4 separate regions of the Homo sapiens genome follow, and regions 2, 3 and 4 are each linked to region 1. Evidence: chromatin contacts called from ENCODE Hi-C or POLR2A ChIA-PET data. All regions are on one chromosome and are shown on one strand. The core of a region is the stretch at or near the end of the contact, and the rest is flanking DNA. Distances in the headings are between cores, read along the strand shown. Region 1 holds the start of ATP13A3 (ATPase 13A3). Region 2 overlaps XXYLT1 (xyloside xylosyltransferase 1). Region 3 overlaps XXYLT1 (xyloside xylosyltransferase 1). Region 4 holds the start of XXYLT1-AS1 (XXYLT1 antisense RNA 1).

What was found. Hi-C counts contacts between places; a loop is a spot of excess contacts on that map. ChIA-PET counts read pairs that join two places held with the same protein, here RNA polymerase II (POLR2A). Pooled maps may share reads with other maps.
Region 2: a map of ovary shows a loop between it and region 1 (4-fold over the local background). The contact joins the enhancer-like site here to the promoter of ATP13A3 in region 1. A Hi-C loop is called at or near these places in 9 of 168 maps with a recorded cell type or tissue (B cell, CD4-positive, alpha-beta T cell, CD4-positive, alpha-beta memory T cell and 5 more), 15 of 37 single-sample maps with no recorded cell type and 23 of 50 pooled maps. POLR2A ChIA-PET finds 5 or more read pairs at or near these places in 1 of 52 experiments (activated T-cell).
Region 3: a loop to region 1 is called in a map with no recorded cell type, with 3 times the contacts of the local background. The contact joins the enhancer-like site here to the promoter of ATP13A3 in region 1. A Hi-C loop is called at or near these places in 3 of 37 single-sample maps with no recorded cell type and 4 of 50 pooled maps. POLR2A ChIA-PET finds 5 or more read pairs at or near these places in 1 of 52 experiments (PC-9).
Region 4: a loop to region 1 is called in a pooled map, with 3 times the contacts of the local background. The contact joins the promoter of XXYLT1-AS1 here to the promoter of ATP13A3 in region 1. A Hi-C loop is called at or near these places in 3 of 168 maps with a recorded cell type or tissue (CD14-positive monocyte, dorsolateral prefrontal cortex and naive thymus-derived CD4-positive, alpha-beta T cell), 3 of 37 single-sample maps with no recorded cell type and 12 of 50 pooled maps. POLR2A ChIA-PET finds 5 or more read pairs at or near these places in 1 of 52 experiments (activated T-cell).

The regions. Positions count from the first base shown.
Region 1 is chr3:194,483,436-194,490,093 of GRCh38, reverse strand. ATP13A3 (ATPase 13A3) reads left to right here and starts at 3,092. Exons shown (of 34, transcript NM_001367549.1): 1 at 3,092-3,528; 2 at 4,259-4,300. It overlaps ATP13A3-DT (ATP13A3 divergent transcript), which reads right to left and starts at 2,954. Exons shown (of 2, transcript NR_033929.1): 1 at 2,922-2,954; 2 at 1,549-2,638. RefSeq lists an enhancer at 2,073-2,292 and silencers at 2,963-3,622, 3,653-3,702, 3,793-3,852.
Region 2 is chr3:195,249,917-195,256,574 of GRCh38, reverse strand. The region is part of intron 1 of XXYLT1 (xyloside xylosyltransferase 1); the gene reads left to right. Among named protein-coding and RNA genes, the nearest start is that of XXYLT1, 18 kb to the left of the region's middle. RefSeq lists silencers at 302-476, 4,680-4,729 and enhancers at 2,234-3,021, 3,811-3,860. Within about 2 kb of position 3,279, at least 7 of the 41 ENCODE cell types and tissues checked have a DNase peak (open chromatin) inside an H3K27ac peak, as active enhancers do.
Region 3 is chr3:195,117,176-195,123,833 of GRCh38, reverse strand. The region is part of intron 3 of XXYLT1 (xyloside xylosyltransferase 1); the gene reads left to right. Among named protein-coding and RNA genes, the nearest start is that of MIR3137, 14 kb to the left of the region's middle. RefSeq lists enhancers at 5,657-5,716, 5,450-5,990, 5,991-6,533. Within about 2 kb of position 4,178, at least 8 of the 41 ENCODE cell types and tissues checked have a DNase peak (open chromatin) inside an H3K27ac peak, as active enhancers do; they include PC-9, where a contact is called at or near this core.
Region 4 is chr3:195,092,125-195,098,782 of GRCh38, reverse strand. XXYLT1-AS1 (XXYLT1 antisense RNA 1) reads right to left here and starts at 4,195. Exons shown (of 4, transcript NR_104188.1): 1 at 4,105-4,195; 2 at 3,406-3,498; 3 at 3,076-3,184; 4 at 2,726-2,863. The region is part of intron 3 of XXYLT1 (xyloside xylosyltransferase 1); the gene reads left to right. RefSeq lists enhancers at 2,611-3,810, 4,275-4,324, 4,395-4,564, 4,685-4,754.

The DNA.
Region 1 (6,658 bases), core at 1,843-4,342:
GATGCAAAATAGCCTTTCTGAGAAGTGACGTCAGACCTTACTGGTATGACTGTTACCTCCATGCAGCTGCAATCAGGGTTGGTGCTTACAGTGAGTAGGATCAGAGGGGGGAAGCAGTGGGCTTGGACCCAGAATCATCATGACTTGAGAACCAGTAAGTCTTCCAGGACTTCTCCAGACTGTTCCACTCCCTTTCTCTCGCCTATCTTGGGTTTCTCCTTTTTTCTTGCACCTTCTTTTCCCTCAACCCATAAACATGCTCAAGCCTTTCCTGGTGACTCAGCACTTCCTCTAAAGCCAGTGTCCAAATTCCTTTTTTCACCATTCTCAAAACATCTGTAACAGAAAAGTTTTTGGAATATCCAACTGCTTTTCTCTTTTTCCTATAGCTTTCCCTTGACTGGCTGTATGTTGCCTTACTTTGGCTGCACCTCGAATTCTGGGGCTCTTTGTGATCTTTTAAAAGCCCGAACGCGTTGACAGGTTCATGCTGGGTAGCTTGGAGGTATACACTGCAGCCAGAAGCCTAGGGAAACTCTTAGGATTTTAAATGGAGTGCATTGTAGTTCACTCTGAAGGCTGAATTTGTCTAACAATTCAGGCTGGAAAGGATGGATGCCAGTGGGAACCACCGTAGGAATTTTTTTTTTTAGATGGAGTTTTGCTCTTCTTGGCCAGAGTGGAGTGCAATGGCGCAATCTCAGCCCACTGCAACCTCCATCTCCCAGGTTCAAGCGATTCTCCTGCCTCAGCCTCCCAAGTAGCTGGGATTACAGGCATGTGCCACCACGTCCAGCTAATTTTGTATTTTTAGTAGAGATGAGGTTTCACCATGTTGTCAGGCTGGTCTTGAACTCCTGACCTCGTGTGATCCACCAGCCTCGGCCTCCCAAAGTGCTGGGATTACAGGCATGAGCCACTGCGCCCAGCCCACCATAGGAATTTGAGGCTTATTAAGGAGGTGAAATAGATAGGACTTGGTGATTGGGTAAGGCAGAGGGCTGAATTAAGAATGACTCACTCATTCCCAACTTTCTAATTCTGATGACTGTGGAGATGGTGGTGCCAACAGCTGAGGGAGGGGCAGCTATGAAAGCAGAGAATGAGTTCAGTTTTGGAAATGTCCAGTTTGGGGTGTCTGTGATATCTAGCTAGAGCTGCCTGGCAGGCAATTGGATATTTGGTTCTAAATTTTGTGGAAGGGGTCTGGGTTGGAAATTGCTAATTTGGGAGCTGCATCCATGAGGATGCAGGCAATCCCAGAAGAATGAGTGAAGTGAGCAAAGTTGTTGGCTTAGAGTGGAATCCTGAATTTAAGGTGCAGATTCACAAGTAGATGTTACCAAGGAGGCAGAGGCTTTACTTACCTTCATGTGATAATCCAGAGGGTTCACTCTTCTGAAACCAAGGTAGTAGAGAGATTCCAGAAGGTGAGAGTCATCCCAAGGTGTCAAATGTAGCAGAAAGAACCAGAGAGATAAGGCCTGAGGAATGCCTGCAAGGTTTGGCAAAATGAAAGTCATGAGTTGCTCTTGCCTGAGCAAGGTGAAGGGTTAGAGTTGGGGAGGAGAAGCCAGAATGCCAAGTGTTGAGAAATGAGGAAGCAGAGGCAGCCAGGGAAGACCATTGTTTGAGGTCCGCATGAAACACTTGGAAGCTAGTTGGAGGGAGCACTTCAGGAGGAGGTTGGCTTGATAATTTTGTTTTTAGGACTTGGAGAGGCCAACCTGTTTAAAGGCTGAGAGGAAGCAGCAAGGCAAGGAAGCCTGGGAGGTGGGGGAGGAAGATTTTAGGGCCAGACCCCACCCAGACCGTTTTCTTGTGGTTTGCCCAACACTACCACACACCCCTTAATCTCATTTAATCATTTCAACACCACGAGGTTTGAAACAAACGGTGAGGTATGAAACAAAACGGTGAGGCCAGGGATTGGGAAGAGAAAGCTGTGGTTCCATCTCGGTCCAGCGTGCTGTCCACGCCAAGAGGCGGGCAGAAATGCTAGCCTCACACAATCTAGGGGACCAGGGGTGGCTGTGGCGCCCTCCTGCCCGCAGGAGGTGTTATCAGTGTCGCGGACTCGGGCGGTGTGCTGCCCCTGGTGAGATGTCATCACGTGCGTGGACCAGGGGTGGCGGCCCTGGTAAGTGTCCAGGGACTAAGGGCTCCCTGCTCTCCAGGTGTGGTGGACGGGGTCCGCATGCATGCCGTCCTCTTCTCTAAGACGCTAAGGCGGCTGAGTTCTGTAAGTAGCGGCAAGAAGAACAGTCACGGAGCGGGCCGGGCACAAAGGGCGCAGGCCAGGTGGCCCCAGGCGGAAAGATGGCCGCAGCCAGAGGCTGCAGGTGGCCGGGCGCGCTCCCTGCGCGCGTCGCGGAGAGGACGCAGCGAAAATCAAACCCGCGATTTGGAAATCCGGCTGCGGCCCTACCCCGAGATAAGTCTTCTGCGGAGGGAAGTATTTAATTTGCATCCAGGACGGTCGGAAGAGGCGCCTTCCCGTCGGAGGCGAGGCGCGGGCGCGTGGGAGCTTTCTCGTGTGCGCTCCTCCCTGTCCTCCGCCTGCGGCCGGGGCGCAGAGTCCGTGGTCATATGAGAATGACAGTTTTTTGTCTGTTTGTTTTGGCGGGGGCGAGGGTGGCTAAAGGAATGAAAGAGCCTTGCATTAGGAGCTGGGCTCTGGTTTCCTCTCCACCATTCTAGCACAAGCTTCCTCCATGACCATGACTCTGGGCAACGTCTGTCTAGTCACTGAGCCTCAGTTTCCCTGTTCATAAAATGGGAGATTGGACTATGATGTTGTCATAGCCCAAAGGGGATGAAGTGGGATTTGCCGTTCCATTTCATCCCACCAGAAAAGCCGCCCTCCATTAGCCACCCCGGGCTGACACCCAGCGTTTTTGGACGGCCTCGCCTCCCCTTACCTGCCTCTTTCTTTCTTTTGCCCGTTCGAGGGTGGCAAAGGCGATGGGTGGGCGGGGCCTATAAATCGCCCCGCCCCTCCCCGCCCCTTCCCCGCCTCCTGACGTCGCCCGCGCCCCTCCGCCCTCCGCGCGGGGATGAAGCCACCACGTGACCTCACATCCGGCGCGGGAGTCCTGAGCCCGCGCGCGCTCCCCCGCCTGCCTGCCGGCTCTCCCCGCAGCGTGATCGGGCGCCGCCGCGGAGGGGAGGGGGGTTCTCTACGTCGCTGGCGGCGGGGGGGCCGTTTCGGAGTGCAGACCGCCCCCCTCCCCTGCCCACCTCCCGCCGCCCTCCCTTGTTCTCGCCCTGCCGGCTGCACGCCGCCGCCGCGGGCGCGGAGGAGGAGGAGAGCGCGGACGTCCCAGGGCCGGCCCGGCCCCGCCGCGGCGCCTCCTTCCCTCACCCTGAGCCGCAGCGCGCGGCGCCGGCCGAGGGCGATGGGGCTGGGCTGAGGCGAGGCGGCGGCGGCGACAGCGGCGGCCGGGTCCCCCGCGGTCCCTGGGGCTGGTCCGGCCGCGAGGGAGGCCGCGGAGGAGGCGGCGCGGCGGCGGCCAGTGAGCGGCCCCGGTGAGCGGGGCGAGGGGCGGGTGGGCAGCGGCGCCGGGGGAGGTCGAGGAGGCGAATGGTGGTGTCGGGGCGGCGGGTACCGGGCGAGGTCGCGGCCAGCCTTCTCGGGCCGGAGTTGGGCATCGCGGGGACGGGGAGTGTCGGGGGCAGGTGAGGCCAGGGCAGGAGCCCACGCGGTGGGTGCGAAGGCCTGGGGGGGACGCGCCGCCTGCCGGGGGCGAGCGTGGGGGCCGGGCGCTTGGTGGTTGGTAGTCAGAGCTTTCGGAAAGTCCTGTGGGAGGTGGAGGTCCTGTGGGCAGAGGCGTAGGGGTGCTGGCAGGGCCCTCGATGAGTCTGTGCGGGACCCTAGCTCGTCCTCAGCCGTGGAGTATGGAGCTGCTTGCCATCTCCGCATTTCACAGATAAAAGGAGTGAGTCCCGTGGAGGAAAAGTGACTTCTGACTTGCCTGAGGCCTCCCACTCGGACTCTGTGGCAGTGAGGACTAGAAAAACCCAGGGCCCTTTGCCCTAGCAGTGCTCTCGTGGCCACTCTCGCTATGGCCTTTCTGTCTCTCCATTCCCTTCACAGAGTCAGGTTCTGGTGGAAGTATGACCTCTGGCTTTTTTGGGGAGGTGAGGGGTAGGGATGAAGGGGGAGGGAATCGGGTTGGGATTGGCAGGAACTCAGCTGGGGGCTTCCCGGTGTGGAAGAAGCTTTGTGACAGGTGTTTATTGTTTCCTCTTCCCATAGATCTGACAGACATCCCTGAATCTTGGTGTTTGGACATAGGAGGTATGAATCACTCACATAATTAGCCGCTTTTAATCATCAGTGTCTTAGAGCTATATTTAGTGGTTATATTAGTGCAAAATGAATGGGTGTGGAGTCGTACACCTAGAAACAGACTTGTGTTCCTCTATACGATTCTAACTAAATGAGTAGAACATACCTGGGTATGTCATGGCTACTTTAGATCTATGAGGCAGGAAGTTAGAATTTAAGGAATCTAAGAAATGCAGGGACTTGAAAGATTATTGCAAAATAAAGCCTTTAAAAAGTATCGTTGTTAAAATGAAAGTGTTTCGATTTGATTCCTTTGAAGGGTGAGTACGTAATGAACAGTGCTCTATCTTTGGTTAGAGCTCAGCCTCTTTACCAAGGTACATGTATTAATTTTGTTTCACTGGAATATATGTGACATTATTTTCTCTAGAGGTTTGTTGCTTTGCTTAATAGACTACAGTTGCCAAAAATCAATGTGTGTGGGCATCTCATCCTGGTTTGCAACCCCTTTAAGGCAAATCAGTGCTTGGAAGTTGTTCGAAGTAGTAAACCTATTATTAATGATTGTTGTAGAACATAACTTTTGCTGGTATCTTTGATTTGCATTATCCTACCATTAGATCAGGCAGAGAGTGAAATAATTGAGATTTTGAGCCTTGTTAGAACAACAATGCCTGGCTTTGGTCAGGGGATTGGGTAGGAAAAGTGACACTATTTGGTTGCTTTAAATTTTTTTTTTTTTTTTTGAGATGGCATCTTGCTCTGTTGCCCAGGCTGGAGTGCAGTGGTGTGAACTCGGCTCACTGTAACTTCTGCCTCCTGGGTTTCAGCGATTCTCCTGTCGCAGCCTCCTAAGTAGCTGGGATTTCAGGTGTGTGCCACCACGCCCAGCTAATTTTTTGTATTTTTAGTAGAGACAGGGTTTCACCACGTTGGCCAGGCTGGTCGTGAACTACTGACTTCAGGTGATCTTCCTGCCTAGGCCTCCCAAAGTGCTGGTATTACAGGCGCTAGCCACCGAGCTTGGCGGTTGATACTTACATAGTTAGTTTAGGTCACCAAATATACAACACACAGAATCCGCTTTGGATAAACCACATTATCGAGCTCATTTTGAAATCCTATTTCTGTCTTCAAGATTTTCGAGATTATAAACCACTTTGTTGTCATTCACAAGTATAAAGTTCTTATTTCCAACATCACTGAGACTGAGAAAAAAGACAGAATAAAGATAAAGTTCCATAGGGCGTCCCCATCACTGCTTATTCTCACTGAGTTTGACCATTGAGTAGGTTGTATATCCATAGTAATATGATATAGTGCCTATGTCCTAAGATTACTATTTATCTTAGGAATAAAGCATATTCATATTCTAAAACCTCATATTCACAGTAGTTACAAAACCACCACGTTATACAAGCATAGTTTGATTCAATATATGGAATGGAAGAAGGAAAGAAACCATTATGTGCCAGGAAAAGTGCTCCTTTCTTTACATATGGTCTCAACTAATCCTCAACACTTTCAGGTAACAATATTCTTCTTTGTTAAAAAAAAAATTAAAGAAGTTAAGGAGCTTACAGTATAAGCGACTTTGAAGACAGACAGAAACCTAGCTCTGTGTTAATGTGCTTAACACAGAGGTTTCTGTCTCTGGGTTTATAAGGTTAGTTGTATGTGACTAGGCAACATAACATCTCTGAACCTCAGATTCTGGTGATAAATCAGATATGTCATCTTAATAGGTGTCACACACTAGATCACCTTCTTTTAGCACACAACTGTGAACTGTTTTGACTGTTTTCTTTGATAGGTGATAAGCTGCCAACTCCTATTCCATTTATCATCCATTCAAATATAGCTCAGTTTAACTCTTAGATATGTTGTACTCATCCTTTTCTCCCTTCTCTCTCCCTCCTTAGAATCACATTTCTTATTTTTTAAAGTTTTAAAAACATTTTTTAATACTGCTTCTTGCAGAACAGGGCTGCTCGATAGGCAGTGTGCCTGGAGTAGCCAGAAGAAATTAGAAATTAAATTTCTTCTTGGTGTTACCTCTGAATGTATTCTGAATATGCCATATCTCATCTGGATCCAAGAGGTAGCTGATGGGATTTAGCCTTGGTTTTGGAACATAGTTTTTGTGAAAATGAAGCTAATTGGCCTATGGAGAGAGTAAATCTGTAGTCGTCAAAACCATGTTGAGTTTTTTTGAGATAGGGTCTTGCTCTGTCTCCCAGGCTGGAGTGCAGTGGCTCTGTCATGGCTCACTGCAGCCTTGACCTTCTGGGCTCAAGCAGTCCTCCCACCTCAGCTTCCAGAGTAGCTGGGACCACAGGTGTGCACCATCACACCCAGCTAGTTTTT
Region 2 (6,658 bases), core at 2,030-4,529, 770 kb before region 1:
GTGAGAAGTTGCGGGGTGTGAGGAGGCTGCTCTTCCCCTCTTTCTGGGATAATCCCTGGAATGACCCTAGGTGAGGCTTCCGTGCTGACTTCCCTTCCGTCCTCTGGGAGGTACTGGTTCGTTTCTCGGGCCCTGCCCTGTGCAGGGCCGCACCTCAGGCCTGCGCGGAGCATGAGGGCGAGGGACTTGGAATGACCAGAGCTGTCTCAGGTTTATCGTCACCGTCAATGAGCCACAGTTGCCACCATCGCAGGAGACCCTGGGTGGCAGGCACCATGCTGGATCCTGCTTTTCCTCCCTCATTTAACCTTGGAGCAGCCAGGCCTGTGAGGGGTAGCTAGTCTCCCCTAGGAAGAGGCTGCACAGATGAGCTTGCTCGGAGCCATGATTGGAGTCCGGCTTGCTGATTCTTCAGCACTCTGCCCGATGCCTGTTGATTTTGGCGGTTTGTTCTTGTCCCTCCAAAGCCAGGAATGCTCTGTGAGAGCTGGGGCCCCACCAGAAGGGTTCCCACGGTGCCCCTGTGCCTGCTGCTGGCTGGGTGGCCTCTTCCCCTGGTCAGCTGGGTGGCACAGAACAGGGGAATCCCAGGGCTGCCCGGGGTGGACCTTCCCTCCCTCCTCCAGGAGCTGCCCATAGAACAGCAGGGAGCCTCTTTCTAGGAGGTGGGATTTACAGGCTGAGATGTTGGAGCCCCACCTCCCTCATTTAGCTGCAGAAGAGGTCTGGGTTGGAGGGAGTCCAGACTCTGGTCCTGGAGTTGAGTCTATTCATGTTATCCATGAGAAAACGGGGGCCCAGAGAGGCCAAGCAACTTGCTCAGGGCCACACAGCTGCTCAGTGGACAAGGGAGACTGGGAGCAGCTCTCCTGTGCCCTCTCTGGTTCCCTGCACTCATGGTCTCCCTGCCTGCCTTCCCTTGTGTTCGGAAGCCAGTTCTACGCTGTGCTTGCTCTGTGCGCCGGTTTGTCTTCTGTTTTGGTTTCTAGCCTGACACAGCTTTTGGATCTCACCCACTTGTGACTCCCTGCAGTCGTCTGTGTTTTGTGGACAATGAAAGGCTTTGCTCCACGTCCACTGATCGGCTGCTCCAGAAGGAAGCTTTGCAGCCTCCTCAGCTGCAGGCCCAGAGTCATGGCTCCCTCCAACCCATTGCCTGGCCCTGCTCAGCCCACTTGGATGGAGCTGAGTCCCCAGCCCGACTGGGTCCTGCTGGGGGCTGAGCTCGTGGGTGCGAGCCGTGTGGGGTAGGGAACCCCGCTGCTGTCTCCCACCTGGCTCTGCACTCCTGCAGCCCCAGTCCTGCCGTGACTGTCACAGGGATCTCCAGGCCTGGTCGGCGGCTCCCTGTTGTGCGAGCATGGTACTCGGAAACCGCCTTTTCTGCTGGTTTAGTCCGACTGAAGCTCCTTGCTGAGGGACTGCATTCCCTCTGCAAACCTATGGCCTTATGGGTCTTTCTGATGCTGCTGTTATCCCCTGCTCTGTCCGCAGTGCTGGTGAATTTCCCAGCCTGGGGCAGTTGGGGACAGGGTCCGAGTCTGACTTCTTTCTCTTTCCTGTGCAGCGGGTGTGGGAATGGGCGTGTGTCTCTTGAATGAGTATGGTGTTGGCTACAGATGGGCCGCTTTAGATCCTGGCTCTACCTCATCTTTCTGGGAGGTGGGGGGTAGTTGTTTACATTCTCTGAACCACCTCCTCTCTGTAGCAGGGGCCCAGTCCTATCACCTGCCCCAAAACATTGGTGTGAGGGCGACGTTAAGTGACTGAATGTGCACAGCGCAGCTGTTTGTGCTTGACGCGTGCTAGGTGGACCCTTAGGCACTGCCCTGGCCCCGTGAAGGCCCTGCAGGTCTGTGTCCCACCCTTGGTGGCTGTGCCCAGCTTTAGCATGCCACCTCATGGTCCTGCTCAGTGGCTCACCTGCTCACCCTGTGTCAGGTCCCAGCCTGGCGCAGGTGGCTGCCCCTGAATCTGGGCCTTGCGAGCCTGTTGCCTGGATGCCCAGGTTCCAGATGCTTCACCTTGGGAAACAAAAGAGCAGTTTTGGCACAGAGATCCCGCAGCCTACAGACTTAATTATGCCCCGTGGACGTGCTGAGCAAGAGTGAGAGGGTGACTGAGCCTGCAGAGGGCTCTGTGTGATGCCATGTGGCCCCCAGTTTCCTCACAGGGGAAAAGGAACAAGCTTCCGGCTCAGGGAATGGCTTCCCAGGAGCAGATGGTACTTTGAAAATCACCTCGTCAGGCTTCGAGCCTGCGTCCTGTGGTTGGGAGGGTGAGGGGCGTGTTGTTTCTGCTGCTGACCCCAGTTTCAGGGCAAATTTAACCTGTGGTCAGTGCAGGGTGGGGCTTTGGTCCCAGGCCCTGGGGCTGAGGCCCTGGAGAACCTGCCAGGCCTGGGCAGTCACTGCTGACGTCTGTGGCCAGAGTCTCCAAGCGCTGAGGGCCCCCTGGGGCCTGATTTATGGGGGTCTTTGGGGGACTTGTTCCAGCCTGGAAATGTGAGAGGGAAATCTCCCCACCCCAGTGGGGGTGCCCCCTGGTGCACAGCTGGGCAGTGGGCACCCCCGTGACTTGTCCGAGAGCACCGTTTCCCTCTGGTGTTACCCTTTAAAACTCACTTGAGGGAAGAGTGATTGGCTACATAGTTGAATTTGCTGAGCAGCGTTTGCAGAGGATGTAAACTGCCAGGTAGGCTGGCCCTGCTTACTGGTCTCTTCTTTGGGCTCACTGAGTGACTGAGTGGCTTTCGCTTTGATCAGAAATGTGAACAGGCCGGGCGCGGTGGCTCACGCCTGTAATCCTAGAACTTTGGGAGGCCGAGGCGGGCGGATCACCTGAGGTCAGGAGTTCGAGACCAGCCTGGCCAACATAGTGAAACCCCGTCTCTACTAAAAATACAAAAATTGGCCAGGCGTGGTGGTGGGCACCTGTAGTCCCAGCTGCTCGAGAGGCTGAGGCAGGAGAATTGCCTGAACCCAGGAGGCGGAGGTTGCAGTGAACCAAAATCACAACACTGCACTCCAGCCTGGGAGACAAAACTCCTTCTCAAAAAAAAAAAAAAAAAAGAAAAAAAAAGAAATGTGAGCAGTTGAAGATTTTAGAACTGATGTGGCTCTCAGAGAGTTGGGAGACATTTTAAGGCAAATGCAAAATGAAAACGTGTCTTTTGCTTAAGGCTGTGTCTTAAGCAGGGGCCTTGGGAAATGAAACGGGATCTTGCCGCTTCGCCTCCTGATTTCTGGAGCTGTTGACTTCTCAGCCTTTTTCTGTGACATGTGCAGCATCTGGACCTGATTTACGGGAGTCTTTGGGGGATTTGTTCCAGCCTGGAAATATGAGAGGGAAATCTCACTGCCCCAGGAGAGGAGTCAGTGCTTAGGGCAGCCTTCCCTGGGCCCCGGGGAGAGGGAGGGTCCAAGAAAAGGGCAGGAGAAAGTGCTTGGAGAAAAGCGGGCAGCTGGGGTGCAGTGCCTGGGCTCCACGGAGAGCCCTTTGTGACTTGCTTCTCCAGGTAGTGGAAAGCTGTAAATCTCATTCAACAAACCGTCTTCATTTTCCCACGTTCCCTTGAGCCCTTGTTTCTTGCAGGCCTAATTTGGATAGAGCAGGGGAATTTTGTTCTCTACTCACGTTACTGAATAGGGGACCCACCTGCGGTGGCGTATGCCATAAACGCCTCCCCGCCTCGCCGCCCCTGCCCTGTCTCCAGCTTATTGTTCATATCACTGTAGCATACGTTATAGTCATATTTCTTTTGTAACCTGAGCTGTGAGTTTCTGTTTTTTTCACACAATAAATAACACCACAGTGAATCTCTCTCTCTCTCTCTCTCTCTCTCTCTGTGTGTGTGTGTGTGTGTGTGTGTGTGTGTGTGTGGTTTTTTTTCTTCTTTTGAATTGTTCCCAGGAACCTTCCTTGATTCTCCACAAGAAACACTTCCCAGTCCTATGTGGTCCTGTTCCCACAAATTAACACATGTGAAGATCAGGTCTATCAGGGCTGCTCCTCAGTGCCCACTCTCTTGCCTCTTCATTATAAAGAATTTTTCCTGCTAATTTATATTACACAGCCCCGCTTTTTGCCTCTCACGATATATTTTTTAGATGTTAAAAAATTTTAATTCTAAAATAAGCCAAAACAGAAAAATGAAAACAAAAAAAGTAACAGATATCTTTGTTTCTACTGTGTAAGTTAAATAGGTGCTAACATTTTTCTCTATTTGCTTAAGATTCTTTTTTTAAGGAAATAAAATATTATAGACGTAGCTAAAGCTCACTCTATTTCTTCTCCATCCTACTCCCTCCAGAGGTATTTACTGTCACAAATAAGAAGTTGGTGTTTTGTGCAATTTGTATGTTTTTAATTTTTACCACATATGTATGCATAAAATATATATGTATTACTGCTTTGTATGTTTTCAGCAGTTATGTAAACAGTCTCATATATCCATTTGACATTTCATTGTGAGTATGAGATTTCATAGCCTTATGATTTTGAGATTTATCTTTGCTGATACATGGAAGTCTTGCCCTGTCATTTTAATTGCTGTGTAGTATTTTATTGTGGGTGGACCTCCGTTTACTCATTTGCCTTCTGAGAGATGGCCGGGTGGTTCCCCTGTTTTGTCACTCCCACTACTGTGAACACCCAGGCGAACAATGTGCTTGAGGCTCTCCAGGGTCACGCCTGGAAGGGGCTGCTGGGTCCTGGGGTGTGTGCATCTTCTGCTTTGCAGGACCCTGGTGAGCTCCCCTCCAGGTGGCTGTTCCCCTTCCCATTCCATGTTCTCTTGAGCACTTGGCGGAGACTCCCTTTTATTGGTGTGGGTCTTGCTGCCTTTGAGGCAGGAGGTAGTAGAGGCTTGGGGGCAACTTTGGAAATAGGATAGGAGGGAAACTTTGAGAGCAGACCTGCGTGGCTCCTTTGTGCCACCTCAGACTTCCTGGCTGTGCAGACACTGGGGCCAACCTTCCGAGAGCGTTCAGAGTCTCTGTGGAGGGTAGAGAGGAGGGTGCCTCCAGCTGCAGGCGGAGCAGCCCCTCACTGAAGTCTGGACCCGGTGCTCAGCGCAGCTTCACAGGCGTCTGTCCTGGCCTCACTCCCTTCATGGGCAGGTGCAGGGCTGTATGAGAAGGGCCGGGGGCCTGGCTTCTGGGCTGGCTCCTATAGGGACCTGCTGCCTAACCTGTGGATAGCCCCTTTCCACCTGGCTGGGCCCCGCCTTCCCTGTCAGAAACACATGGGGTCACATGAGTGATTTGGGTGACCGCTTGGCTCTACCCATATTGGTCATCCACTTGATTTTTGCAGTTAGCAAGTGGTCTCTGCTTTTCCTAACCATGGTCTGCTAGGCTTGAGCCTTGGGGAGCCAGCAGGTGGGGTGGAGGTGGGGGACCTGCCCGCGGGGCAGCAGGGGCCTCGTGCGAGGATGACTTGGCTGTCTCCTTCCTGCAGCTGTGCTCAGTGAGATGGTCTGTGCTTTCATGTAGCTTGAGGGAGTCCTCAGATCCCAGGGCCGTCTGGCCAGTGCACATTTATGCCGACAGAGGGAAGCCTAGGTTGGTCCTTGTGGGTCATTCACAAAAGCCAGAGGCAAACGAGTGCTGCTTTGAGATGAGCATTTTTAAGATCCATGTAACCCCGTCCAGTATTGCTGCTATCTGAAGCCATCATTCAGCCTGGGCATCTACTATGTGCCAGGTGCTGTCCTGGGAACTTGGGTGTATCAATGAACAGAAGAGACAGAACAGGTGAAAAGTCCCTGCCTTGTAGCGCTTACATCCTGGCAGGAAGAGGACTAGATGAGCTGTTAAAATGTCTCGTTTGCTGCCTGGGAGACAGTGAAGTAGGGGTTCATAAAAGGTTAGGTTTCATTTCTTTGTTCCATGAAAAGCAGATGAATAAATCATATAGTATGTTAGCAGGTGAGTACATTATACCGTGTGTCAGCAGGAGAAGAGGACCAGGAGTATGGGGGTGGTTGCAGTGTTTTTTTTTTTTTTTTGAGATGGAGTTGCACTCTTGCCGCCCAGGCTGGAGTGCAGTGGCGCGATCTCTGCTGACTGCAACCTCTGCCTCCTGGGTTCAAGTGATTCTCTGGCCTCAGCCTCCCAAGTAGCTAGAGTTATAGGCATGTGCCACCACGCCCAGCTAATTTTTGTATTTTTTAGTAGAGACGGGGTTTCACCACGTTGGCCAGGCTAGTCTCAAACTCCTGACCTCACGTGATCCATCCACCTCGGCCTCCGAAAGTTCTGGGATTACAGGTGTAAGCCAACACGCCCGGCCAGTTGCAGTTTTTAATTGGATGGGCAGGGAAGCTGTCACTAAAAGGTGACATTGAGTGAAGACCTGAAGGAAAGAAGGAGCTGGCTGGGCAGCCCTGGGGAGGAGCATCTGGGCAGCAGGTGTGAGGGGCTGCTGTGTCGGAGGCTCAGTGCAGTGTGGCCTGGGTGAGCACAGTGGACATCAGTGCCAGAGCTAGCAGGAGGAGGGCAGCTCCCAGCCTGCATCAGAGTGAGGATTCCAGCTTTGACTGGGTCAGAGGAGGAGGGCTCTGGCCTCCGTGTGGAGAGTAGAATGCTGGGGAGACCCTTAGGAGGCCATCACCCTGGCTCTGGGGAGAGAGGATGGTGCTTGGCCTGGGGAAGCT
Region 3 (6,658 bases), core at 2,929-5,428, 630 kb before region 1:
GGGGACAGAAGTTGATATGGGGCAGTGGCCCAGACCCTGTAGCATCTGGTGCCCCCCTTTGTGATTATCGTGCCCGCGTCTGAGGAGATGGCTGGCTGTGAATTTCCTGCAGTGGGCTCCGGAGACATTTAAGATGCTCACTGGTGGTGGCACTGCCTTGGAATCCGCAATCATTCTTAATTGGTCTCAGAACCATCAGCTGGCGAAAGCATCTGTCAGGGGAAACTTGAGCAGCGTTCAGAGTCCCATTAATAATTCAGCTGACGAGCTCCTTCAGACGCAGGCCTTGCAGCCCTCAGGACTCACTCGTCTTCTGCCTGCAGAGATATTCCAGGGAGGCCTTCTCTGTTATATCACCGACGTTAGTGACTCAGGCAGTAGCACCTCCGTGTTCTCCCAGAATCCCCAAAGCCTCATCAGTCAGGAGAGGGAAGATTGGTACAGATTAAGCCCTCTGTAATTCCGTCAGCCGGCCAGGAGAGGGGGGCTTGCTGACGGGGAGGCTCTGGGGAGTGGATGCTGATGGCGGGGTTTAGGCAGCCCCTTATGCTGTGCTGGGGGGATTTGTCCACTATGATGGATAGGTGGTGGGCCCCTCCACTTCTTCCACTGCCTGTAGCCATTCAGGAAAAAAATGTAGGGTTTTTTTTTTTGGTAAATTAGAGGCTTGCACATTGAAGATACCTAAAAATATTGGTTGAATGAGTTCTAGCTGATTAGATCTGGTTGTCATTCCCATTTAGTAGAATGATAGAATGACATTGCCGAATGGGAACATGGAGATCATCTCCTCCAGCTCCTTCATTTTTCAGTGTAGGAAAGTGAGATCAGAGAACAGTGACTTTGTCAAGGTCACCAAGCTGGTTCGTTGCAGAACCAGGCCAGTGCCCGGGCTCCTGGCTTATAGCACCTGGTCCTTTCCAGCTGGCCACACCCTGTCTCTGAGCACAGAGGGCTCAGTGTCCTTCTTGGAGGGCTGCAAACAGCCCCAGGCACAGTGATGTGGAGATAGCAGATGCTCTTCCCACTCTGCTGCTGAGCCACCAAGGGGAGCGTGTCGCCCCCGCTGTCACACTGATGGGGTGGTGAGGGGAGTTTGTTACGTGCCGTCAATAATGTGAAACCAAAAAAGCTGGAAACTTCCTTCTTTCTCTCAGCTTCCTGGCTAATTTGTGGTGCTGGGGCTGGCAGTCGCCTCCCCCTTCCTGTGGAGTCGAAGGACCTTGGGACTCATCCCTTCTCACCTGTTTGTGGGCTCTCCTAGGACCCAGCTCTGGGGTGCTCAGGCATGGGGTACTTTCCAGCTGGACTTCTCAGCTAGACACTGAGCTGCTGTACTGATACTGAGTACTGAGTACTACTACTACAGTACTACCAAGTAGTACTACTCAGTACTGCTGTACTACTACTCAGTACTACATTCCAGCTAGACACTGAGCTGGTGTTCCACCTTCGTCTGGAGGATGGGGAGATATCAGAGCCTTACTTTTCCCATCTGCGTTTTTAACCTCAGCCCTTTTAGACTACTGAGGGGTGCAATGGACTGAATAATTGTATCCCCCCAAAATTCATGTGTTGAAATCCTAACCCCCAGTGTGATGGTATCAGGAGGTGGGGCCTTTGGAGAGTGATTAGGTCATCATGAATGGGATGAGTGTCCTGATGAAAGAGACCCTGAAGAGCTCTGTCACCCCTTCACCATATGAGGAGACTGGGGAAAGGCAGCCATCTGTGAACTGGGCAGTGAGTCCTCACCAGACACAGAATCAGTGGGCACGTTGGTCTTGGACTTCCCAGCCTCTAGAACTGTAAGAACTTGACTTCTGTGGTTTATGGGCACCCAGTCTGTGGTACTTTGTTATAATAGCTTGAACTAAGACAAGAGGAATGGAGGATGACAATGTAGGGTCCAGGCTGGGCTTTCTCTTGGAGGCCCAGTGCTAGACGATGCCTTTAGAGATGACTTGGTCAGCACCCAGTATTATAGATGGGGATCCTGAGGCCTAGAGAGGGGTAGCCACTTGCCCAGGTCACAGGGCCAGTTGATGGTAGGGCTAGAATGCTGGAATAAAGCTGCCTGAGTCCCCGACCTGGCGAGTGTTCTCCTGTAGAGTCTCAGCACGAGGCCCTCAGCCTTTCTTGTTTTGGGTGCCATTCTCCAGAATAGGACCAGCATGTCTGCTAGCTCCAAACCCAAGTGGTTAGAAAGCACAGAGGAGGTTTGGGGATGAGGGAATGCTCAGTGTGACTGAGGAAGGTTTTAGAGTGGGGCGTAGGGGCAGAAAAGATGAGAACGTCATTTGGGGCTAGGCAGCAAAGAGGAGCCTTCAGAGGCTCTGAATTCAGCAGGGGAGCAAAATATCTAGAGGAACCCTGTCTTGGGAGGTCATCCTGGAGGGTATGAAGGCCAAAAGGAGTTAAAGGAGCAGAGATGCGGGTGGTGGGCGTCAGTCTCCATCCATCCTGCGTGCACCAACCCAAGGCTTTCTGTACAAGAGGGAACCCCGTCTCTCATCACCATCTTGTCCTTTGAATCACACGCTGGGGCAGGCCTTGGCTGAATTTCTACCTGGAAGGCCTCGGTAGGTGTAGCCTGAGTAGAGGGCAGATCACATCCTCGGGTGAAAAGATAGACCTCTCAATGGCTGGGCGGCCAAGGCCTTCCTGCAGCTCAGGGAGGCTTTGGTAGATGCAGCATTTCCAAGGGCATGGCCGGTGTGCTGTGGTTCCCGGGTGTTTGGGCCCTGGGAGCATGGGGGTGCTCACGGAGGAGGCAGCAGCAGGCTAGGTGTGGCCCACAGGCCACCCAGCTATATAATCTTAGCTCCAACACACGTCACACACCCTCACACTCTCCTGCCTGTGAGCCCCAGGGAGGTAGGGGAACACCACGAGCCTGATTTGCAGGTGAGGGTTTGGGGGAGTAAGCCCTAGGAACCCTGACTGTCTGGGAACAGGGCGGGGGCTGGCCTGACATGCAGGAGCTGTGCCAGCCAGGCCGCACACCCTCTCCGTGCTCTTCCAGCTTCTCAGGTGCCGTGAGCTTGCCTTGTCTTCCCCTCCGGGACCCCGCAGAGTCGGTGCTCAGTGACGGAGCCACGGAGAAGGGAAATCCTGACTCTGAATCCTGAATGAAATGGGTTTCACTCTCAGAGTTACTAAGCACTTTTCATGGAGCCATCCGAGGAGAACACTGCAGGGATAATAGCAATGCTAACGATAGTCATGGGAATACAGGGGTGTTTCTGTTGCTACAGCTGAACAGGAATAATAATGTTAGTTAATGTTATTGGGGTGCACCCTGTGCCAGGCACTGTGCTCAATGCTTGCTTTATATGGAGTGTCACTGAATCCTCACGGCAATGCTGTAAGGTCAATATGAATATTACTCCCATTTTCCAGATGAGAAAACTGAGGCACAGATGGTTTACACATGGTTCAAGGCCAGCCTCAGAGCCAGGATGTGGTGGAGCCAGGATTCCATGCCCAGCCTGAAGCTCTTTACCAGGCTTTCCTTCTCTGTGGCCATGGGGGCTGGGGCGGGGGGGGCATCTGAGCAGCAGAGGGCAGTGGTGGGGTTGGGAGGGGCACCCCCAGGAGGATGGGGCAGCTACTGTGTCAGAGTGGGTGGGGGTGAGGCCTTTGCTGGACGCCCAGGCTCTGCCCTCCTTTGAGTAGATCATCTTGTCCGTGGAACCTGGATAGAGGCCTTAGGCTGAAGACAGAGGAGAAATCTAAGCTTTTTGTTTTCAGAGAGAAAAGAGACAGCATGTGAGTTTTGAGTGGAATCTGATCCTAGAGACAGGCAGCCGGTACCCCAGTCACGAGCAGGAATCCTGCGGGCCCAGTGGGAACTTCCCATCCCAAGGGAATGCAGGGACAGGCTGCTCCCCCCGCCCCGCCCAGCCCCTGACCTCCCCCTGCCTTCCCTGCTTCAGCCACAAACCCCTTGACCTTGTTGTTTCAACTGCAGAACAGGCTCCCCAGCTATTGTTCTTGGAGATGATTCTGTGATCTTAGGACCTTTGAGAAAAGAACAAACAGCTAGGAAAACACAGGGTGGTTAAAAGATGTTTGTGATGTTTGTGCCGTATGGAACAAAAGAGGCATTCGGGAGACTCAGCATTGTTCTGCGGAGTGAGGACGAAACAGCCCTCGGAGGCCTCCTCTCATCTGGGGGCATCCAGCTCATTGTCGTGGAATGTAGCTCCAGCCATCGCTTCATTGTCAGGCCATATACTCTGTGCGGGGCCCGGGCTAGGAGTGTGTTTACACTTGATTCACTTGGAATCCTCTCCTGGTTTCTGATCCATTCTTTCTGTCTTCTTGTTGGGAAAAGTGGCTCATGTTATCACCCAGTCACTCATTTCATAGCAGCTACCCAGGTCCCTTACTGGATACCCTTCATCGCCTGTCCTCAGCAGGACCAATAAAGTCATATTTATACAGCAATCTAAGGTCACATAGTCATTTTATGTGATTTCCCTTATTGGATTTTTATATCAGCTTCACTATATATGTTATTTCCTTTTTTTTTTTTTTTTTTGTTTGAGATGGAGTCTCGCTGTGTCTCCCAGGCTGGAGTGCAATGGCGCAATCTCGGCTCACTGCAACCTCCACCTCCCAGGTTCAAGTGATTCTCCTGCCCTAGCCTCCCGAGTAGCTGGGATTACAGGCGCGTGCCACCACACCCAGCTAATTTTTTTTTTTTTGTATTTTTAGTAGAGACAGGGTTTCACCATGCTGGCCAGGCTGGTCTTAAACTCCTGACCTCGTGATCCACCCGCCCTGGCTTCCCAGAGTGCCGGGATTACAGGCATGAGCCACCGCGCCTGGGCTTATTTCCATTTTTTCAAAGACAAAACTGAGGCTCAAAGCAGAGAGGTGACCTGCCTGCTGATGTACAGCTAATGACAGAGCCCCAGAGGAACGCAGTGCTCTTAGAACCCCACTGAAGATTCCTCCTTCAGGGAACTACGTTTCGAAAGTTTACTACGTCACCTCCTTCGGGAATTCTGAAACATTGTGTACTCGTATCTTTACCCGTGAAAGCTGTTTCTGGGATTGGCGCTGTCAACTCCAGGCCCAGGTCTCTCTAATTCTGGGTTGGTAGGTTTTGCATTAATGAGATTTAACTCACCATGGTTCATTTCTCCCTTTGCAGTCCCTTGTGTATGCCCCTGGGGCATAGGTGCCTGTGGCAAGTCTGTGAAGGCTGCATTCTCCCCCAGCTTGGAATGCCCAGTGCCCCTGCTGCAGCCCACAGCCCTTCAGAAGGTGATTGCAAGGAAGCCAAGCCTAACCTCATCTTCCGTTCCTTCTGCCATGTCCACACCTGGCGTCACCTGTGCAGCCTTTCCTGCATGAGTCATGGCCAGGCAAGCTCGGTGACATGCACTGGGAGCCCGGTGTGGAAGCTGGGAGGCAGTCATTGTGTAGTCACGCTAGTGGTGGCCACGGGCCATGGGGCTCCTAAGGAAATTAGAAGGACCTTTGGAACTGCCTTCCTCCCCACCCTGCTCTGTATCTCCTTCAGAGTTTTTCTGATAGGGGTAGTGCTGACTTGTTCCTTGGGAAGGCTTGGAGATTTGGGGTCTTCGCCTGCATCTTATCAAAATCCCTGTGTCTCACTGGAGGAGTAAGAACCTGACCTGCCATCAGGAAATGCCTTAGATGAGTGCTCAGCACCGGTGGCAGGACTGGGGATGTTTAGTTAAGATAAGAGAAAGCCCAGGGGGGCATTATCTCTGTCTTCATATGGGACAGGAAATGTACTTGTTCCTTGTGGCTCTAGGGGGCAGGACGTGGAGCAGAGAGCAGAAGCGTTAAGGGGTGAAATTCAGCATCATGTGAGAAAGAACTCACTAAAAAGTCATTTTCAAAAAGTAGAACATGCTGCCCTGAGCAGAGTGAATTTCTTCTTCCTGGAAATTTCCAAGTGTTATTCCGACGGGGAGGCTGTGGCCCAGGGGCCCAGGAATGGGAACTCCAGTGCTGAGTGGCACTGAGATGGCCACTGACCTTTACACTTATTGGCATGTAATTAGTCCCCTCCACAGTGTCCTGTAGTGACAGCTACCCACAAGAGCTGAGCTCCGGGCAGGCACCACAGAGGGAAAGAGGGCCAGGGACCCCTCATTCTTATTGTTTCCCTGGATGTGTGCATGCATGTGTGCGTGAGAGAGGGGGGTGCATGGAGTTTTTCCCTTTGTTTCCACGCTACCCCGACCCCTACTCCACACCAAATAACTCATTTAATAACTTGGAATCCTCCCATATGTTTATCTGTGCTTATAAAAGTCATAGACACTTATGACACACATCAACACATAGATACATGTACAAGTTTTTAAAAATTGTTTTATAAAAATGAGATCATATGAATCAAATTTACTGCATGTTGCTTTTCTTGCTCATCAGTACTTCATAGAAAAATCCCTCAAGTTCACTGGTATGCCTCTCTTATTTCATTCTGCTAATGTAGTCCATAGGATGGATGGCCCACATCTGATTCAACATTCTTACTTTGATGGCATTCATTTTATCTCTAGTTTTTTCACTTATAAATAATGCTTCCACAAACATTCTCATTTGTACATATGGACGCGTGTGTGTATGTGTCCTTCCGAGCTAGTGCTTTTATTTCCCAGGCATAGAT
Region 4 (6,658 bases), core at 2,946-5,445, 610 kb before region 1:
GATTGCCATCAAGAGGCACCAGGGCCTTAACTGTCAGAACCCATAGGAAAAAAATCACTTTCTTCTGATGACGGGCTCTGCAGCAGGGGCCAGCGCAGCGAGGAGGGCTCCCGAGACCTTGACAGCATCAAGGCCCGTGGCTTCACCTCCTCTGCCACTGTGAAGAGAGATTATGGTCAAATATATACATAACACAGAATTCGCCATTTTAACCTTTTGTTGTTGTTGTTGAGACAGTCTCTCTCTCTGTCTCCCAGGCTGGAGTGCAGTGGCACGATCTCCGCTCACTGCAAGCTCCGCCTCCCGGGTTCACGCCATTCTCCTGCCTCAGCCTCCCAAGTAGCTGGGACTACAGGCGCGCACCACCACGCCCGGCTAATTTTTTGTATTTTTAGTAGAGACAGGGTTTCAACATGTTAGCCAGGATGGTCTCGATCTTCTGACCTCGTGATCCACCCGCCTCAGCCTCCCAAAGTGCTGGGATTACAGGCGTGAGCCACTGCACCTGGCTCCATTTTAACCGTTTTGAAGTGTACAGTCACTGGCATTAATTCTATTCACAATGTTGTACAACCATCACCACCGTTTCTCGTATATGTGCATCACCCCAAACAGAAACCCTGTACCCATTCAATAATAACTTCCCATTTCCTGCCTCTCCCCAGCTCTAACCTGCCTGTGAGCGTGCCTGTTCTTGGTATTTCCTGTGTGTGGAATCATGCACATTTGTCTCCTCCGCCACTCTCTGCTGCCCCTAGGCCCAGAAGCACACTGTTCCCCTCCCGACCCGCCCCACTGCTGGGACTGTGGGACTCTGTGGGTCCTTCCTTATTCACCACCACAGTACCTTCCATGAGCCTTTCTCGGTTCCCCTCCACCAGTCTCATCTTTTCTTTGTCCAGACATTTGGTTTGAAGCGTCTTTCCTGCCCAGCCTGACTTCTTTGTGTGTGCGTGGTGGGGGGGTGGGGGCATTTGTGTGAGGGTCTTTTCTCCACTCACACTCCCCCGGAGAATCAGAAGCAGTTGTGTGGTCCCAGCGGAGGTGCTCAGGGCTGGGTTTTATCTTGGCGACTGTTCACAGGGTGCTCGCCATGCACTGAGAGGCAGCCGAGGACAGTCTTATCAGTGGGGGCTCCAGGCCAGGCTGCCTGGGTTTAAATCCAGACCTCACCACTTACTAGCTGGGGGGCTTTGACTCAATTCCTTAACCCTTGTAAGCCTCAGTTTCCTTGTCTATAAAGTGGGGATCATGATAATAACAACCTCATAAGTTTATGAAAGCTGAATGAGGTCACAGATATAAACACAACAGTGCTTGCATGTGGTGGCACGTGGTGCTAGCTACGTGTTGATACGCATTTGCTGCTGTTGTAACCCACACGTGGTGCTAGATACGTGTTGATACGCATTTGCCATTGCTGTAACCCGCGTCACAAAGTTTAGTGAGGATGAAATCATTGATATAAATTGTTTAAAAGGTGACTGGCATTTAGTAAATGTCAGCTACAGTATATCTCTCTGTCTGTCTGTCTGTGTATGTATTCTTATGTCAAAACCAACTCAGCACTGAGCCTGCTTCCAAGAACTGTCTCCAACTTAAAGTTGCCAGCAGTCTGGTTGAGGGGACTGGGCCACACCAGCAGCAGATTAAAAATGAACCGGCCTATATGTCTTGTTCCTTTCTTCAAGACAACAGGGACATGGGAAGTCCCAGCAGAGGGACGCCAGGGGAGCCCGTCTGAGGGGTCTGCTGGGCGGGAATCAGAACAGCCTGCCTTTGCCCAGCGCTCAGCGCAGCCTGACCATTTTCACCCCTGTTGTTTTTCTTATTAAATTGGGAAACAAATTATACAAATTTGAACTATTTCTAACCTCCAGCAAAAGGTAGTCACATTCTATCTCAATTTGGAAGACTGAGTGGGCATTACTGTTGACGTGAGTACCTACAGTTTCAGTCAAGATTCTCATTTTTTTAAACCCATGGAAGAAAATTATCCTCTATGGAAACCAAGCTTTACAAAGCTTGTCTCTATGTTCTGATTTTAATTGCCAGTTGAAAGGAAAGCTCAGCCTTGCTTGTTAAATAACTGTGTAAATATTACCAGGGCACTGAGAAGGCCTGAGGAGGAGAAGGAATGGTTTCCTTGCACATCTGTGCCTGAGAAATGAAGACTCAGACTCACTTCTGAAGAAACGAGTTCAACTTCAGATGGGAGGTTGAACTCCATTTTCCCGAAGGCCGAGGAAATGTATGCGTGTGTGTGTGTGTATCGTGTGTGTTTGTCAGCATGTGCGTCTGTTACGTACACGTGTGCGTATGTGCATGTGTATTATGTAAGTGCACATGGGCATGGTCGTGTATATATACGTGTGTGTGTTGGGGACGCACTGGGAACAGAGCATGGTGTCTGCGTCACATGTTGTTTCTCCGCACCTGGAGGCCTCTGAGTGCTGTGTCTGCGCCACTGTCACCAGCCTCCCCGTCTGGCCACACAGATCCTCCTGCTGTGCATGGGCTGCAGCCATGCTAGAGGGACCCTCCAATCTCCCCTAGGTGGCCCCAGGCTTAGCAGGTACTCTATAAAAGTATGTTGAGACAGTGTACTTTTCTGCTTAAGGTCAAAGGGCTTTGCTTTTGTCTGTGTGTGGAGAGCCGTGGCGGCTGGGAGAAGGCTGGGTGGGTGTCCATAAACGCGTGCTAAGGATGGAGCCATCCATCAACCTTATTTCTCCTCTTGCCTTTGCTTAGACCATAGCGTGGACACTGCTATATATTACATATTGAATTGGGTTCCCGGAGCCTCTGGCCTCTCCCCGGAAACAAGTAAGACCTTCTCTGAAGCTGCTTGAGTTCCTGTGGGCTGGAAACAGGGCAGGGAAAGAGAGGTTTGCTAACTGGTTCCTTCCCAGCCAGATGTGGTTAACGTGGCCTCTGAAAGCACCTTACTCATCCCTGTTGAGCTGCTGACCTGCAGCTCCACATGTACCCACTCTGATTCACTGAGACTCACTCCCCCTCCAGTGAAGGCTGCCCCACCCGCAGATCAGGGGACCGCACGTGTTAGGGCCTTACCTAGGGTTCCCTGGCCACTGCCGCCTGCAGGCCCTCGCTTTGTTGTGGCTCTTCCCAAGAGTCATCAGGCGCTGTTGCTCACGCATAAGCACACAGGTGACAAAGTCCCCTGAAGAATTGCCCACCAGTGTGACCTGAACGACCCCTTTCCCCAACACCACACATGAGCACTCAAACTGGATGTGGAGGCCCGGCTGTAAGAGTGCCCATCTGCAAGGCTCAGCTCTAGGAGCTGTCCCCCTGCCTTCCCTGACCATATGGGGCACAGGTTCTGTGCTGGCCCCAGTCCCAGATGGTGGAAGGCAAGGAAGGAGAACCCACATCACCCACCTGCCGTGCACCGGGGGGTTCGCGTATGACTTTGTTTAATGCCCTGGCAGAGTCTTCTGAGGCATTACACTCACCACCGCCACAGGGAGAAGACTGGAGCAAGAGGAAGAGAATTTGCATTTGCGAGTGCACGCTGCGTTCCCGCGACAGCCAGACACTGCATTACCTCATGCAGCCCTCACGGCAGTCTCATGAGATGTAATGCTTAGTTCTGGTGGAGCTGGGGCCAGAACACACTTTCCCTGACTCAGAGTCCTCACTCTTACCTCCACCTTCTCACTACTCAAAAGTGTGGCCTGCAGACCAGTAGCGTTGGTATCACCTGGGGGCTTGTCAGCGATGCGGAATCCCAGTCTGCATTTTAACCAGATCCCGGACACACATTTCCCCCGCACAGTAAGGTCTGGGAAGCACTGCCCTGCATCTAGTAACTCTTATGTGAGAGAACCCTGGGAGGGGAGGTGGAGGCCAGTGGGGTTAGCTGAGAAAACCTTCTGGAGGGCCAGTGGCAGAGCTGAGCCACAGAACAGGTGCGTGGTGGAGCAGAGGCAGCATTTGCTAATCAGAATGGCATCTGCGATGCCTTCGCAGGCTGTGTGGAGAGGGGAAGGTGCGGCCTTGTGGCCCCTTGTCTGTGTGGAAGGGCAGGCGACTCTGTGGGGGAAGGGTGGCGTGGAGACGGGAAGCGTGATTACCCACACAGGCCTCGAGCACCCGCATCCAGGGACCACGGCCGCCAGGAGGGGCTGGACTCTCTCAGGAGAAGCGTGCGTCTGGGAATCCCCGCTGAGGGGGCTTGTGAATGTGGGATCGAAGCGCTTAGATCTTGGCTTCCGGAGGTCTCCGCGGGTGTCCAGCTTTGTACAGGGTGTGGGGATGAGTCTGCCGACCGGACTCCCATGTCAGCTTTGTGTCTGGACAGAACAAGGGGCGAGGAAGCCTGGTCGGGCCACTCTGGGCCTGCATGCGTGTGGGCAGGTGTCTGTTGGTCTTGGGCAAAGGGCGAGGTGACACTGAGGGCGTGAGGGAGGAGGCCCCAAGAGAGCAGGGAAGCGTGGAAGATGCCAGCTGGCCTGGGGGCGTGGATGTGGGTTTCAGCAGAGTGCAGACAGGCAGTGGGGCGTGGGGCCTCCTTGGGGCCTCGCTGGGCTGTGTCGGGTGCTTGCTTTCTTTTCTCCTTTGCCTCCTTCCAAGGTGCGTCCACAGCCAGCGTTTCTTTATGCTTTTCCCTCAGTCTGAGACCTAGGAACAGGAGAGGCCAGTGCTGTGAATTTCATGTTTCATGGCCTCCCCAGCAAGCCAGCCCACGAAATTCCACACAGGGAGGAGGAAGAGGAGGAGGAGGAGGAGGAGCTGCCACTGTCCCCGAGGGGAGCAGCTGACACTCTCCCCTTGACTGCACCAGGCCTTGGGGGTATGGCGCCTCCACGGACGTGGGCTGGGGGAGGATAGGCTCCTAATTAGTTTGGATGCGCTTGGAGTCAGGGCACCTTTTCCCCAGTGGGCAGTTCTGCACCCTGAACAGCTGTGGGGAGAAGGGCAGCGGGAGGACGGCCAGATAATTCCAGAAGAAAGGCTCCAGGAGTGGCAGCAGAACTGCTGTTATTTTCGGAGGAGTCTAATTACTTTCCCCAGGTAATGGCTTGAAGTAGCATCTAATTTTATTTATTTATTTATTTATTTATTTTTATTTTTTTATTATACTTTAAGTTCTAGGGTACATGTGCACATTGTGCAGGTTAGTTACATATGTATACATGTGCCATGCTGGTGCGCTGCACCCACTAACTCGTCATCTAGCATTAGGTATATCCCCCAATGCTATCCCTCCCCCCTCCCACCACCCCACAACAGTCCCCAGAGTGTGATATTCCCCTTCCTGTGTCCATGTGATCTCACTGTTCAATTCCCACCTATGAGTGAGAATATGCGGTGTTTGGTTTTTTGTACTTGCGATAGTTTACTGAGAATGATGATTTCCAATTTCATCCATGTCCCTACAAAGGACAGTAACTCATCATTTTTTATGGCTGCATAGTATTCCATGGTGTATATGTGCCACATTTTCTTAATCCAGTCTATCATTGTTGGACATTTGGGTTGGTTCCAAGTCTTTGCTATTGTGAATAATGCCACAATAAACATACGTGTGCATGTGTCTTTATAGCAGCATGATTTATAGTCCTTTGGGTATATACCCAGTAATGGGATGGCTGGGTCAAATGGTATTTCCAGTTCTAGATCCCTGAGGAATCGCCACACTGACTTCCACAATGGTTGAACTAGTTTACAGTCCCACCAACAGTGTAAAAGTGTTCCTATTTCTCCACATCCTCTCCAGCACCTGTTGTTTCCTGACTTTTTAATGATTGCCATTCTAACTGGTGTGAGATGGTATCTCACTGTGGTTTTGATTTGCATTTCTCTGATGGCCAGTGATGATGAGCATTTTTTCATGTGGTTTTTGGCTGCATAAATGTCTTCTTTTGAGAAGTATCTGTTCATGTCCTTCGCCCACTTTTTGATGGGGTTGTTTGTTTTTTTCTTGTAAATTTGTTTGAGTTCATTGTAGATTCTGGATATTAGCCCTCTGTCGGATGAGTTGGTTGCGAAAATTTTCTCCCATTCTGTAGGTTGCCTGTTCACTCTGATGGTAGTTTCTTTTGCTGTGCAGAAGCTCTTTAGTTTAATTAGATCCCATTTGTCAATTTTGTCTTTTGTTGCCATTGCTTTTGGTGTTTTAGACATGAAGTCCTTGCCCATGCCTATGTCCTGAATGGTAATGCCTAGGTTTTCTTCTAGGGTTTTTATGGTTTTAGGTCTAACGTTTAAGTCTTTAATCCATCTTGAATTGATTTTTGTATAAGGTGTAAGGAAGGGATCCAGTTTCAGCTTTCTACATATGGCTAGCCAGTTTTCCCAGCACCATTTATTAAATAGGGAATCCGTTCCCCATTACTTGTTTTTGTCAGGTTTGTCAAAGATCAGATAGTTGTAGACATGCGGCGTTATTTCTGAGGGCTCTGTTCTGTTCCGTTGGCCTATATCTCTGTTTTGGTACCAGTACCATGCTGTTTTGGTTACTGTAGCCTTGTAATATAGTTTGAAGTCAGGTAGTGTGATGCCTCCAGCTTTGTTCTTTTGGCTTAGGATTGACTTGGCGATGCGGGCTCTTTTTTGGTTCCAGATGAACTTTAAAGTAGTTTTTTCCAATTCTGTGAAGAAAGTCATTGGTAGCTTGATGGGGATGGCA